Linked DNA regions of Homo sapiens: region 2 is linked to region 1. Evidence: read pairs that join two places in POLR2A ChIA-PET (ENCODE). Cell type or tissue: OCI-LY7. All regions are shown on one strand. Links, peaks and the distances in the headings refer to the core of each region. The heading gives the core; the rest is flanking DNA.

The links. Peaks named below come from ENCODE experiments on the same cell type or tissue, not always from the same donor. Only the 100,000 strongest peaks of a DNase experiment are listed, where the experiment ranks them.
Region 2: POLR2A ChIA-PET joins it to region 1 with 6 read pairs; 1 of 35 experiments calls an interaction of 5 or more read pairs at or near these places.

Annotation. Positions count from the first base shown.
Region 1 is chr2:170,351,038-170,359,231 of GRCh38, reverse strand. All of the region lies in intron 8 of MYO3B (myosin IIIB), which reads right to left. Among named protein-coding and RNA genes, the nearest start is that of MYO3B-AS1, 4.2 kb to the right of the region's middle. RefSeq lists an enhancer at 4,290-5,143. In OCI-LY7, for the core only: no CTCF peak of the experiment used is centred there; a DNase peak (open chromatin) is centred at 4,171; H3K27ac peaks cover 1,526 bases.
Region 2 is chr2:171,549,352-171,557,545 of GRCh38, reverse strand. CYBRD1 (cytochrome b reductase 1) reads right to left here. Exons shown (of 4, transcript NM_024843.4): 3 at 4,046-4,200; 4 at 1-3,022. The coding sequence ends at 2,719. Among named protein-coding and RNA genes, the nearest start is that of CYBRD1, 31 kb to the right of the region's middle. In OCI-LY7, for the core only: no CTCF peak of the experiment used is centred there; no DNase peak of the experiment used is centred there; H3K4me3 peaks cover 257 bases.

The DNA.
Region 1 (8,194 bases), core at 2,338-6,337:
AGCTAAATGTTTGTGAACATAAAAATCTTTTATCTTCACTACCCAACTAAAATCTCTCTCAAAGGACCCTAAAGGCCTTTAAGTTGCCGATTCTGTGTTCCCTTTTTAGTTCTCATTGTATTCAACCTCTCTGTTCAAGAGGTCACTAATGACCATCATTACCCTGGTTTCTTGAAACATTCTGTTTCATTGCCTGTAGTGATGCTACATCTCTTAGTTATTCTTTTACTTTTCTGACTACTCTCGCTCATTTATTTTCATTACCAGGTGGAATAAGATGACAAGGGCAGAGGAGATAGGGTATGCAAAGACAAGGAGAAGCGAAAATAGAACTGATAGCTTTTATGTGCACAGGCTTAGAACTTGCTCCTGAACAACTACTGCCTTTGCCTAGTAGCTCAAATTTATAAATTAAGTAATATAGAGGGAATTTGCCTACTACGGAGAAGGCCGTCCCTATTCTTGGAGACCCACAATCCCAAACAAGTCTGTAGATTCTGCTCAAAATGAGTGGTTGCAACTATAATGTGCATAGCTGGCATTAAGTAAAAATTTTAAATGCAAGAAAATCAGCAAAAACTACTCAATAAAATTTTCAACTGATTATTGCTAATAATTCTTATAATAGGTTTAATGAGATATAGTTCACATACTATACAGTTCATCCATTAAAAATGTACAATTCAATTATTTTTAATATATTCACACAGTTGTGCAACCATTACCACAATCAATTTCAGAACATTTTCATCACCCCAAAAAGAAACCCCGTATCCATTAGCATTCACACCCTATACTCCCTCAACCTCCTCAGTCCCAGGCAACCACTAATCTACTTTCTGTCCCTGTAGATTTGTCTAATCTGGACATTTCATATAATATGTATGGTCTTTTGTGACTAGCTTCTTTCATTTTGCATGTTTTCAAGGTTCATTCATATCACAGCATATATTAATATTTCATTCATTTTTATTGTTAAATAATGTTTCATTATATGGACATACCACATTTTGTTGATCCGTCTATCAGTTGATAGACACTTAGGTTGTTTCTACTTTTGTTTTTTTGTTTTTTTTTTTGAGAAGGAGTTTCACTCTCGTTGCCCAGGCTGGAGTGCAATGGTGCGATCTCGGCTCACCGCAACCTCTGCCTCCCAGGTTCAAGTGATTCTCCTGCCTCAGCCTCCGGAGTAGCTGGGATTACAGGCGCTCCCCACCGCACCTGGCTACTTTTGTATTTTTAGTAGAGACGGAGTTTCTCCATGTTGGTCAGCCTGGTCTCGAACTCCCGACCTCAGGTGATCCACCCACCTTGGCCTCCCAAAGTGCTGGGATTACAGGCGTGAGCCACTGCGCCCAGCTGGTTGTTTCTACTTTTAAGCTATTATGAATTATTGCTACTACGAACATTTCTGTACAAGCTTTTATGTGGACACATGTTTTCATTTCCCCTGGATTGCTGGTTATGGTAACTTTATGTTTGTCTTCTTGAGGAACTACCAGACTGTTTTCCAAAATCATAGCATCATTTTATATTCCTACCAACGTATGCAAATTTTAAAATATTCCATCTTGTTCCAGAAATAACTTAAGACACCTTAAAACAATAGGTGCTTAAATAAATAAAGGTATATGTGATAAGGAAAGATAAAAAACAATTATAAACCAAACAGAAAAATGAAGCAAAGGGGAAATAAGGGAAGAAAGATACCCTGGAATCTAATAGGAATTAGAATACCAAATAAAAGACTTTGTTAGCGGTGTCCACAAATGGGGCTCTGGGCTTTCTGTCAGACAATGTGAAAGATAAAATGTAGTCAGTTATATACATATATATAAAATATAATATATAATACACATATAAATATATAATATATAAAATATATATATATAATATATATTATTTATTTTTATTTTTATTTTTTTTGAGATGGAGTCTCTCTCTGTTGCCCAGGCTGGAGTGCAAGGCGTGATCTTGGCTCACTGCAACCTCCGCCTCCCAGGTTCAAGGGATTCTCCTGCCTCAGCTTCCTGAGTAGCTGAGATTATAGGTGACTGCCACAATGCCCAGCTAATTTTTGTATTTTTAGTAGAGACAGGAATTCTGTTCTATATTTCTTAAAATCCATGATATAAAAACAGACTAGGCCAGGCCCAGTGTCTCACACCTGTCTGTGATCCCAGCACTTTGGGAGGCTGAGCCAGGAATATTGCTTGAGCCCAGGAGTTAGAGACAAGCCTGAGCCACACAGGGAGACCCTGTCTCTACCAAAAATATTGTTTTTAAATCAGGGGGCCGTGGTGGTGCATACCTATGGTCCCAGCCACTTGGGAGGCTGAGGTGGGAGGACTGCTTGAGCCCAGGAGGTTGAGGCTGCAGTGAGCCATGATTGTACCACTGCACTCCAGCCTGGGCCACAGGGTGAGACCTTGTCTTAAAACATTTTTTTAAAGATAAAAATAAAAATAAATAAATAAAACAGACCAGCAATTTGGAGAACTGTGATGTAATGACAGGTAACAAGACTAAAGATATAGCTTTCCAGGGTTTTCATAGAAATGGCTCCATGCAGCCAGGTGCGGTGGCTCACACTTGTAATCCCAGCACTTTGGGAGGCTGAGGTGGGTGGATCACCTGAGGTCAGGAGTTCGAGACCAGCCTGGCCAACATGGTGAAACCCCATCTCTACTAAAAATACAAAATTAGCCAGGTGTGGTGATGGATGCCTGTAATCCCAGCTACTCAGGAGGCTGAGGCAGGAGAACTGCTTGAACCCAGGAAGCAGAGGTTACAGGGAGCCGAGATCATGCCGTTGTACTCCAGGCTGGGCAAAAAGAGGGAAAATCTGTCTCAAAAAGAAAAGAAATGCCTCCATGCTATGTAATGAATATTATCACTCTCTAGTAAATGCAGCTATGGGTTTAATAGGGCTGTTTCTTATGACACTCTTCAATGTAAACCGAAGCCTGTTGGCCAGGCGCGGTGGCTCATGCCTGTAATCCCAGCACTTTGGGAGGCCGAGGTGGGCGGATCACGAGGTCAGGAGATTGAGACCATCCTGGCCAACACGGTGAAACCCCGTCTCCAGTAAAAATACAAAAAAGTCAGCCGGGCATGGTGGCGGGCACCTGTAGTCCCAGCTACTTGGGAGGCTGAGGCAGGAGAATGGCGTGAACCCAGGAGGCAGAGCTTGCAGTGAGCCGAGATCACGCCACTGCACTCCACCTGGGCGACACAGCGAGACTCCATCTCAAAAAATAAAATAAAATAAAAATAAATAAATAATAAATAAATAAATAAACTGATGCCTTACATCATCTAGTAAAAAAAATTCTCCCTGGGTGGCCAACACAAAGAGACAAGAGCCATCTGTCTTAATCCATTGCTAAATCTATCAGCAACTTGGTGAATTTTTATAGGGTCAGGCCCCTTGATTCCTGACACGTTGAATGTCTGGATGCTGGCATTGATTAAGGAAAGAAAAGGTGGATGCCAAGCTACCATGTGCTATTCATTGCAAAGAATGAAAAGAAGATTGCTGAAAATGTTGAGCCCATGAATCAAAAGTAACTCAAAGGAGGGAGCGATTCAATCCCAACAATGTGAGTTGGGGAAGGGCAGGAATAAGACTGGAGCATCACACAAGTGGGAGTTGGCAACAAAAGGACAGCTGACTTGCTCCCTAAATGATGACAATAATTACTCCAGCTAAAATGTCAGGCCATAATACACAGTGGGGCTAGGAGATTAGATAAAGAGGCAGGATAATGACCTAGAGCTGCAATAGTCGTACTGGCATTGTGTCTACCCACATTTTGTACCCTTCCCTTAATGTTTGTTCTTTTGGTAAAGACTAAAATTGACTAAACACTTCTCTGGCTGACTGCCAATTATGTGAACATCAAATTGGAGAAAATGAACTAAGCCAGATTTTCATAACAACTTAACCACACTAAAAAGTCTGGAAAAAAATCTTGTCAGATAATATGTAGGTGCACACATTTTATGCAAGGTAGGATTTTGCAGTTATTGGCTGTCTTGGTTCATGTTCCTGAGGACACAAACCACTACCATGCCTGTCACCTGTCATCTCTCCTGCCCAACTTCTTAGCAAAAAAGCTTCAAAGGACAATGAACCACAAGGCCTAAATTACTGCTCCTGCTGCTTTTTTGGAGAGATGGTTTTTGCAGAGGAAGTGGCCACCCAAGGAAGCCAGGAAGTGCTGCTTCTGTGTGATTTTAGACAAGAAATGAACACTTCACCCTCCACCCCCCACCCCACCCCCAGGATGTCAATCCAGTGCCTTGTTCAAGCACTGAATTTTTGCAAGATAAAATATTTTTCTTCTTTAGGAAAGGGAATGAATAAAGACACTGACGGCCAAATAGAGTCTGGGGAGTCCTTAAAACTCCTCCATTAACAAGATGGAGCAGAACAGCTCCATCTATTACATCAAAGCCTCATCAGAGACCCTAATCCTTTCTGAAAGGAACTCAGGCAACCAAGCCTTTAATTTGCTGAATAATAGGCCATCTAATTAACCCTTGCAAAGTAAAGCACAGACGTTGCAGGCAACCAACACATGTTCCCAAGAGGTTGGGAAAGAAGGGGGAGGGGGAGACAGTTTGGAATACTTTTGACTCCTATTGTTAGGGAACTAACTCTATGCATGGGTTTCTGAATGGTTATCTTTCTGTTTTCCTTTCTAATTTTCTCCATTCTGTTTCCCCAGGGGACCTGCTGTTTCCCCGCCCTGGTATTATGGTGTGTCCTGAGCTTGAAGCCACTGTTAATTCACTGACATGCATAGATAGGTGATACAGAATGACTGTCACAAAATATACTCATAGCAGCAAATCAGTGACATCAAAGGATCTTTTAGGACCACTTACCCACCCATCTCTGCTCTAGACAGGCCACTGTGCTCTGGGGAAAGAAAAACAAAACAGAACAAAAAAAAGGAACCAGAACTGATGACAAGGAGAAAGGGAAGAGAAGAGAAAAGAAGAGAGGGAGTAACACTAGCTCAGGCACTTCTTGGATCTCTTCCAATTCAACAGGCAATGCCTAGCATTAAACAGGGTTGTCTGATTCTTTCTGCGGGATCCTATTACTGGAAGTAGACAACTGTACATACTATGTTGCCAAGGACAGGTAACAGGTTAGATGGATCACGAATTTCATACTAGTATGCATTAATAATAAATCATAGACATATTACCCTTCCTGCTAGTTATATCAGATAATGCGATGAATGATTGAATGTGTGACACAGTGGTCAATTATCATGTGGATGATATAAATTCTATTGTGCTGAGGACATTTATCTCTTTATTGATCTGGCTTTGCTAGCAAGGATCATAAATTACTAGCCTTCCATAACCATATGATGAATACTCTAATAAGAGAATGCCACCAAGTCCTGTTTTCATAATAAATTCCCTTATGATTTCAGTTAGAAAAGTAGCATGCAGAGAATTTGTTTTATTTTATTAAAGACTTTATTTTTACAACAGTTTTAAGTTCACAGCAAAATTGAGAGAAAGGTACAGAGATTTCCCATATACCCCGGCCCCCCTACACGCACAGCCTCTCCACTGTCAACATCCCCCACCTGTACATTTGTTACAATTGAGGAACTCATACTGACACATCGTAATTACCCAGAGTCCATGGTTTACATTAAAGTTCACTCTCAGTGTTGTACATTCTATAGGTTTGGGCAAATTTATAATGACATGTAATCCATTCGTAGAGTATTATACAGAGTATTTTCACTGCCCGAAAAATCCTGTGGGTTCCACCTGTTCTTCCCCTCCCTCCCTGCCCACAACTCCTGACAACTACTGATCTCCATACTGTCTCCATGGTTTTGCCTTTTCCAGAATGTCACGTAATTGGAATCCTACAGTATATAGACTCTTCAGATTGGTTTCTTTCACATGGTAACATGAATTTAAGATTCCTCCATGTCTTTTCATGGCTTGATAGCTGATTTCTTTTTAGCAGTGAATAATGTTCCATTGTCTGGATATACCAGAGTTTACTCATCCATTCACCTACTGAAGGACATCTTGGTGATTTCCAAGTTTTGGCACTTGTAAATAAAACTGTGATAAACATTCATGTGCAGATTTTTATGTGTATATAAGTTTTCAATTCCTTTAGGTAAATATTAAAAAGGGCGATTGCTAGACCCTACGGTAAGCATATGTTTACTTTTGTAAGAAATTAGCAAACTGTCTTCCAAAGTGGCTATACCATTTGCATTCCCACCAAAAATGAAGGAGAGTTCCTTTTGCTCCACATCCTTGGCAGCATTTGGTATTGTCAGTGTTCCAGATTTTGGTCATTCCAATAGGTATGTAGTGGTATCTCATTGTTGAATCTTTTTATTTTATTGTCAAAAGTTATATGCAGTAGGAAGACTATGAGGAAATCCTGTCTATCCCAAACGAGTAAACAATAGTATCCTAGAACCAGCATGCATAAGCTTACTAGACATTACTGTTAACATTTTCAGGAATTCTGTGAGCTGGTTGATATCAGATTGATAGCTTGAAATTGGCTATGGTGGGAATATTTACACCATGAAAACGAGTAAACACTGAAAATCAGCCCCACTCCCACCCCTATCCGCAACCAGCCAGTTTAAACATTTACCAGTACACCACTGCTTATGTACTGGAAATCTTGGGAAAAACTGACTGCCTGATAATTCAAAAGCATGGTCATATAGATAGAAATCTCTTTTTACCAACCTTTTCCTCCAATGCTTTTTTTCCTCATTTCCTGTCTTCTGTTAGATTGATTAAATTTTCTGTAGACCCTTTCTTCTTTTGGTTTAGAAACTAGACATTGTTTTTCTATAGTTTTAACATATTTGCTTAACTACAAATTAGTTTAACATGTTTGCTTAACTGTCAATTTTCCTGTAGTTCTATCCCCTTTCTGAGTACAAAAACCTATGCGTGCCTAGGCCGGGCACGGTGGCTCACACCTGTAATCTCAGCATTTTGGGAGACCAAGGAGGGCGGGTCACCTGAGGTCAGGAGTTCGAGACCAGTCTGGCCAACACGGTGAAACCCCGTCTCTACTAAAAATACAAAAATCAGCCAGGTGTTGTGGCATGCACCTGCAACCCCAGCTACTCAGGAGGCTGAGGCAAGAGGATCGCTTGAACCTGGGAGGCGGAGGTTGCAGTGAGCCGAGATCATGCCACTGCACTCTAGCCTGGGCGACGGAGCGAGACTCCATCTCAAAAACAACAACAAAAAACCAAACAAAGAAAAACAACTTGTGCATGCCTAAATCACACACTGGATGCTGTCCCTGCCCCAACTGTATGATTAGAGTTAGTTTTTACGTATTTTATCCCAAATTGTTTTCCTTCTTACAGTTAGTAGTTATCTACATTAATCCTTCAGACTATTCCATGAATTTAGTTTCATTTCAAACGAATTTATGCTTCATTTGTTGTTTTGGTGGGTTGTCTTCCTCAGCTTTAGGTTTATTCAGGTGTTCTGAAATTTCAGTTGGCAGGCTCACTGAAAGGGTGAGGAGGAAGAGGATTTTGTTTTCTCTCTCCCTCTCACTTCCCCTTTGCCCACCCTCCTATTCTAGTAATGTTATGGTTATGTCTGCTTGGCTCTCTGGGTCTCTAGCCCAGAGCCAGGTTGTAGAATGGCATTTTGTGCTGCTGTCCCATGGTCTTATTGGGCATATGGAAGAGCCTATGACTGTGGCAGCCACAGGCCTGGCTGCTTATATATCCTTCTACCATCCTCAGCCAGAAGGTGGCTAAAAGTCATAGTCCTGGGTGATGGTCAGCATCACCCCAGACGATGGAGAATATGTGGAAGAAATTGCTACAGTTAGAGCACAGGATCACATAACCTCTCCCCTACCCCATTCTTTTTCCCAGACGCTTTTTATCAGCCTAAATGAACCACCTCATTTACTGGCTTCAAGTAGGAGTCTCAACTCTGAATCCTATCTTGTTTGGAGCCCTGTTAGTCTTTTTACTCACAGGAGTCACCACTGCTCTTGATACCTGCGGACCTGTGACTTCAGCCCAGCTGAGCACTTCATGAGCATTCCATTCTCATCCATCACAATGAACATTCTGAATATAACTAACTTCCTTCCTTCCTGCCTTCCTCCCTCCCTGCCTTCCCTTCCTTCCTGCCTTCC
Region 2 (8,194 bases), core at 2,280-6,279, 1.2 Mb before region 1:
ACAAGCAGCACAGGAAGCCGTACACTTTTGATGACAGTAATTCAAAAAGTATATTCATTTGAGTTTCTCAATAAACGCTTTGAGAGAAAAGGCTTTAATGTTGATTCAGATGAGTGTTAAAATAAAGCTTTCTTTTCTGAAATTAGATTATGGGGTAAACCAAGCCAGATTATCTCTGGAGATGACAGAAGCCATAATTATTTTGGGAAATTTCAATCACTGTTTTGGAATTGATACCTAAGGCTTTCTTCTCCCCTATTATTTATGGGCTTTTTAATGAGATATTTTTCTCGGGAGATGCTTAGGTAGGAAATATCAGCTTTTGAAAGATAAAGGTACAATTATCATTAGAATCAAAAGCCCATTAAATAAGAGTCTCAAACAAAGGTTTTCTAGATATATTTTATATACGTTGTTTTCATAAAGATAGAAAAGAAATTCCTATAATATCTGTAAGATTATCCTCACATTAGCCCACATGAAAGATAAAATAAAGGGCTGAGATGGGGGGTGCTTAAATACTTTGCAACAGTGCTATTCTAGTGCCAAAGCCATAATTAACTTTTCACTGATAACCTGTTTCTTAGCCTATACAAAAAGGAATGGCCACCTCAATTCTGGCGGCTTAGTCACTATCTAATCCCTTCCTCCAAAAACCCTGGAATTTTGTGTTCCTCTATGTAATGGAACATCCAACTTATCAAATGATGTGTGACTATGCAACTACTCCTTCTATGGCACCAAGACTGTACCATGCTCCACCCATACTGAATTTAATTGTGCTACCACTTTGTGCCAGGCAGAGGGCTGGGTACTGGGGATCCTTCTGGCTCTATTACCAATTTTGGAAATAGAATTTAGTAGAGAAGAAGAGAACAGTGTTGCAGCAAGGGGATCTTGAATGGTTTTTCATGAAGTTTAAGGGATATGATGGAGTGTGGCTTGTATTCAGTCTTTGGAAGTAAGTACCAGTTACCTAAAAAGAAATCCACTAAGCACCAAAATGTTTAGTGTATTTGGTGTAGAGTTTCTACCCATATTAAAATGCTTCAGTTTAAAATTGAAGGGAAGGCAAAAAAATCAACCAAAAAATGAAAAGTATCATTTCAGCATAAGCACTACTCTAGGTTTTAATTTGTCAGCCCAGATCCCAGACAGAGATGATACTCCAAACATGAAAAGTCACCTCCAAGTCTCAATTCACTACTGAGAACCCAAAGCTCAAAATATCCCCTAAAATTCCATAAAAATCAGGAAAGACCCTAGCTATTGCCCCAGGGAAGGGCAGACCATGAGACAGGTCTCTTTTAGCTCCAAACTGAAAGTTGTTCAGCAGCTAAAATCCTGAAGAAAAAAATATTGCAATTAATTAACTTGAAAGCTACAGATATGCCTGTCCAAATCTTTTGTTACCAAGACACAATTTTAAGATCAAACAAGTGTCAAGGTAGGCCATGGCTTGTTGGCAGTAGTAGGGGCCCTATGGCCTATTTCCAGGTATGGGTGGCCCCTTTTCCTTGGTTATCTGGGGAATCTGCCACAGCAAACAGCAAAAGGTAAAAAGCATCCCTTTAATAACTACACCCCACTCCAGCAATTGAGGTTTATTCAGGGGTGGGTCAAAGTAGTACAAGACAAAAATAGCTTAGTGAAATGGTTAGAATCCAGACTGAGGTGCCAGACTGCCTGCATCTGAGTCTCAGTCCCACCATGTATGAGCCGTGTGACCTTGGGGTGAGTTACTAGCCTCCCCAGGCTTCAAATCTCTCACCTGTAAAATGGGAACAGTAACAATACCTACTTCATCCCGTCTGTCTGGGGACTGAATGAGCTAATATGTGTAAAGTGCTTAGAGGAGTGTTTGGAGCATAGTAAGTGCTGTGTGAGTACTTTCAAAAATAAAAACAAGAACTTGGGGAAAAGTGCTCTCTGAGGTTTGTAGGGCAGTGTATGCTACTTAAGTGTTGAAGCATATTTTCATTCTAAGAAGTTTAGCATCTGGATCATAAAGTACATCAACCCTAGGGAAGTCTTGGGGCTAACTTCAGTTTTGGAAATTCTTCCAAGTCTGACCAGAGAAGATCTCTTCAACCACCTGCTCTAATCTATCAATACCCTAACATAAACCCTAGTCTCCAGGGACAATTTGAGCCCAAACCAGCTGGGGAGGGAGCAGAAGGCAGGCATGGGGAGAAAGGAACCAGGTGCTTTCCTAAATTTCTTTAATATACTCTCATCATGGTATCTGTGTAGAGTCATGATCTAAACCCTGTCCCAGATATTCCTTATCGGATTTTAAACTTTTAGGACTGCTTCCCGCTAGTTGTGAAATCATTGTCTCCCAGAATTAACAGGAAATGACTGCATGACAACAGGCCAGGGATGCTGCCAGTTTATCCAATTAACTACTAGTAGACACATATTCACATATTGAGTATCTATTCTGCACAAGGCACCGTGCTAATGTTGTGGTCCTCAACAAGATAAAGGTAACATAACCACAATTTATATCTGCTATTATTTATATTAATCACATCCTTTCCAATTCAGGTCAGTTCATAGGCCTCAATCAATACAAATTATTTCAAGAAACCATCCTTTGTGATTAAAGTAAATATTGATACTACATAGCCCAATTATCATATGGCTAATAGGAGAAGCAAAACTGTAGAGCTAGTTTTGAAACGTGACGTTATATGGCTCTATCTCTACAACATTTTACATGGTAGATCTCTGCCCAGCCTCATCCAGAGCTAAGTTTCTTTTCCTTGCTGCTACTTCACTGTTTAACTCTGAATCTGATTTGTCCATGTTGTTGCCAGAGTAGGCTGGCATGGAACCTCTTGCTCCCTGTTCAGTGCCTCCATTTGGATGAAGAATGGTAGAATTTGGCTCCTTAGGACGTTTCCATTGCGGTCTGGTGACTATCCAAAAAATGAGGGCCCCGAACACCAGGATCAGAAGGCCAAGCGTATTTACGAAAACACCTTCTGGCGGGAATGTACTGTATGCAGGATCTCTCCTATGAAATAAGAGATGTATCCAATTACAAACAGGATGATACAGCAACATGCAAAACAGTCTTGAATTTATCTGCTCAAAATGCACACTAGTACAGTTTCAATGTAAACTCTCAAAGCTTGCTATTAAGGAGAAATATAAATTATGCTACAATTCACTCGGGAATATATAATGAAATTGATTTAAAAATAATAAATATGAAAATAATATAGCATCTGTAACACTTGTTTTAAGGCAGGTAGGGTCTGGAGGCAGGCAACCTCAGGTCAATTCACACGGACTTCCTAGAACTAAACCAAAAGGAAAACCCCAACTTTCCACATCTAAGTAGCAAAAGGACCCGAGGCTACTCCCTTTGCAAACCCCGCTTTTCTGCATGGCGGATGGAAAATTGAAAGTATCTCTGATTGGTTGCTTTCTACAACCAATCAAACTGACTGCAGGCCACCACTTCATTTACATGCAGTGAACACCAACTGGCCAATGGGAAACCTCTAGGGGCTATTTGGACCCAAGAAGATTCCCTATCGGGCCGTTGAGTGGCTGCTCAGGCCACTCCCGCCCTGTGGAGTGTACTTTCATTTTCAGTAACTCTCTGCTTTTGTTGCTTCATTCTTTACTTGCTTTGTTTGTGTGTTTTGTCCACTTCTTTGTTCAAAACGCCAAGAACCTGGACACCCTCCACCAGTAACAGTTATCACTTAAAATTTTTAAAAAGGATGAAACAAAAATGTATGTACACTATAATTACAATTAATATAAAAACATGCATATCAACAAGATTGAAAGGGAATGTATAACTTCAATAGTTGTTTCATAAGAGTAATACAATTTGTCAGACTTTTTGGTCCTTCTAAACTTTTAGTAATATCATATTACCTATATGATATAACAAATTCTTTAAAATATTTTTTAATTTTAATATCTAAAAAATTTTGTTATATTTTTATTACATTTTCCCAGTGAACAAGTATTTAACATTTTGTGGCTTAAGTATTACAATTAAGAAGACTATGCAACTTACAGGGAAAAAATCAGTTTCTCTGTCAATCCCATAAGTGCTGTTGCAATCACTGTTCCAAAGATGACAATTCCAGAATAAACATGTATGGGCATGAGAAATGCTCGGAGAGAAAGCGGAGCCCATGGAAGCAGAAAGACTGAAAAACCTGAAAGAAGCTAAACACCAAAAAGTGCAAAGGTTATCATTTAATTTTAAGTTCTAAACTAATTTTAAATTATTTAAAAAGCAATATGTGTAATATGACAAAACCTTTCATATAGAACCAAAGGGTAGAAAATGAAGTTTCCTCGCTCCAGTTCCACTACCTAATGTAACCCCTTTTATCACCTTCTCATGGATCATTCCAGAAAATTTATTATCCCTATACATATTGTTCTGCATCTTGCTTTTTTCCCTTAACAGAATATCTTGGAAATCTTTTTCATACCTATACATTTACCTAATTTATTCCTTTTAATGGCTAATATCCTAAGGCTATAACAATTTATTTATACAGTTCTCTATGGATGTTTCTGTTTGGTTTTTGCTATCCTTAATCCGACTATAGTGAACATTCTGGTACTTACTTGTTTGTTTTTACCAATCTCCTAAGGTTGCTAAGTAGGAAGGGAAGGAAAAGATTTTTTAAATCACTAAAACCGAGTACATTAGGACACAGAATTTAGTCAGTTCAACCTAAAAAGCTATGTGGAATGAAGTTGATTTTTGTTTTATGAGAAAGAAATGAATTCTGCAGAAAAGGTGTCTTCATTTCCTTGATAATGAAATCGCTAGTGGGATACCTCTTTGCAGAGAAGACAGCAAGGTTCCTATATAAACTGAAGTCTGTTGCGCTTTCACGGTTTTGTCACCCCACACGTTTGCCCATCAAGTATCCTCTCTTCAACAAGATAAAGATGACTTTGTGGTTACTGAATTACTGAGTTTAAAGGAACATTTTTTTTCAGATGCCTATTTAGGATCTACCATCCTAGCAAAACAATTATGAAAAGAGAGGAGAGTGGGGAGAAAGCACTAACATCACTGTTCAGCTTTCTTGATTGAGATCCAAGGGCTAATGGGGAGACAGAAGAAGGGAGGCAGGGGGAGGGGTCCAACGCCCTAATTCACACTGAGAATCAGCTCATGTGTAATACCAAGTAGTAATAAATGGAAACTGATAACAAAACAATTTGTATGATTTGTCACTTTAACAGACTGCAGAGGAAAAATCATATAATCATCAAAACAGATGGTGAAAAACATTGGTAGGATTCAACAGTCATGTATGAGATGTTTTAACAAACTAGGAATGGAAGATGATTATTTTAATCTGATTATATTAGGACAGAACATGCTATAGGAACTAACAGGCTCCATTTTCAAGAGCTTAACATATAAAAGTATATTTCTTGCTCACACACAGTCTGCTTATGGTCTATAGGCATTTCAGAGTAGCTCTCTTCCAAGACATGACTCAGATCTAGAAGGGATTTGTCTTATATCCCTTATCACCTATTCCTATTCAGCATTTTTCTGAAAGTCTCAGCTACTGAGTTAAGCAAGAAAAAAAAATGATGATAGAAAAAGAAACAAAACTTATTAATCACATAAGATTATAAAACACAATCCAAAAGAATCTTGAGATTAATTACTAACATAAGTTTATCAAGTTTGCTAGGTATAAATTTATACTTGAGATCAGTTGCACTTTTTGTAAAGAGGCAACAAGTGAATTAATTTTTAATGATACCATTTTTAATAGCAAGGAGCTAGCAATAAGTTGGAGACAACAACTCTACAAAGAAAATATAAAGCTTTGCAATATTTTGGAGAAGGCTAAAAAAACAGGCTCAGGATAATGAGTTGGAAGACTTGTATTATACAGATGTCGGTTCTCAAATTCATCTATAGATTAAATAAAATCCTAATAGATTTTTGGTGGAATTTGATGCATTGATTCTAAAATTTACATAGATCAAAGGGCCAAGAATAGCCAAGATTAACTGTTGTTTTCTGAAGTATATCCTAATACAATAAATTCTGTAATTTATATTTAAAAAGTAATAACAAATGCATTTGATAGGTTGGTTTGCATATTTTATTATTTAGTTAATAACCAAAATGCCTGAATATATTAGAAATGGTTCAGAGGGTTCCCTCTTGGTGGTTCAGAATATTCCTAAATCTTCTTCAGTGAACTTCAGTGATTCTATTAGTATCAAAGGGCAAGCTTCCTGATGTCCATGTTGTGCTTTCTATATGAAAATGGGGGCTGAGTGTGGTGCCTCACGCCTGTAATCCCAGCACTTTGGGAGGCCAAGGTGGGAAGATCACTTGAGTCCAGGAGTTCAAGACAAGCCCGGGCAACATGGCGAAACCCCATCTCTACAAAAAATTAGCTGGGCATGGTGGTGCACGTCTGTGGTCCCAGCTACTGTGGATGCTGAGGCAGGAGGATTGCTTGAGTCCTGGAGATGGAGGTTGCAGTGAGCTGAGATTGTGCCATTGCACTCCAGCCTGGGTGACAGAGTGAGACCCTGTCTAAGAAAGAAAAAAGAAAAGAAAGGAAAAGAAAATGGGGCTCAGGGATATAGCACAAATATATCTCCATAAATCATCATATCTTTTCTGTGGCTTACCCATAGAAACATATATTTCTCATTCCTGCTCTCCTATTTTCATTCCTAAGATTCTTTCTGTTTTCTCTCATTTCCTCCATAATTTGTCATGTGTGTCTCTTACAATCCTGTAGGGCTCAACAGTCTAAGCAGGTAGGAGGTCAGAAATTTGCTTACAGGATCCCTGAGCAACTTAACTACCCTAAATCTGACTTTCACCATTAAACATTTTTTGCAACAAAAGAAAATTACATTTAAAAGGAAAAGAAAAACATTACAGAATGCTTAACTTTGATTAAAAGTGTTCTGAATGCTGCAATAATGCATATTTATAATTTATAATAACTTATAATTTATAAATAATCATTATTTCCTTTTAACTATCTTAATCTTACTACCTTACAAGTGAAGGTGATAATTTATAACCTAGTGGACCGAAAATTATAAGACCTTTTGTCTCTCTAAGTCAGTACTGGAAGTGCTGTTCACAGAAGGCATGCATTTAAAGGGATGCCTGCTGTAATCCCAGCACTTTGGGAGGCCGAGGCAGGAGGATCACTTGAGATCAGGATTTTAAGACCAGCCTGGCCAACATGTCAAAACCCCATCTCTACTAAAAATACAAAAACTAGCCAGGCATGGTGGCACATGCCTGTAGTCCCAGCTACTCTGGAGGCTGAAGCAAGAGAATTGCTTGAACCCGGATGGCGGAGGTTGCAGTGAGCTGACATTGTGCACTTCAGCCTGGGTGACAGAGCAAAGCTCTGTCTCAAGAACAAAAACAACAACAACAAAAAAATAAAAAATAAAAAGATGCCTGGGCCACATTCTGACCTGCTAAATCCAATTTCTGGATTAGGGCCCAGGAATCTGTATTTTTAACAAACTGCCCAGACGATTCTTACGTATGTTGAAGTTTGAAAATGACTGCTGTTGATTCACTCAAATTATTCTAGAGATATGGATAAACAGTCTGGAAAACCCTCAAAAGAGAAGGTAGTGGAATATTCCATTATATATAGTCTACAAACACACTAAATGCCAACTATATGCAAACAAAGTGCCCCAGTGTTTAGGAATCATCACCTACAGGAAGCTGTTCTTCAACACAGTGGAAGTTCTTAAGAGCTAAGGAAAAATAAACTTTCATAAAAAGTTATTACTTAGAGATGAAAGTGAAAATACAGTATGACCCAATTATGTTTAAAAATTAAATATCTATATCTACATTTGCATAGGCATAATAAAAGCCTAAAGGGAATAAGCCAAAAGCTAATGATATCTCTAGATTATGGCAGTATCAGTGGGTTTTTTCATTTTTTGTTTTTTTATTTAATTTGTAGCAGCAGCAGAGGTTCTACTCCTTGTGGAACAGGAATACCCCACAGGCAGTGTGCCCAGAATAGCCAGGGTTTTTTCTTTATATCTTTCTACATCTTATAAACTTTAACATTAATGTGTATTACTTTTATAATTAGAAATAGACAATAAAAGTTTACTTTTAAAGTTTCCATGTTGGCTGGGCACAGTGGCTCATGTCTGCCATTCC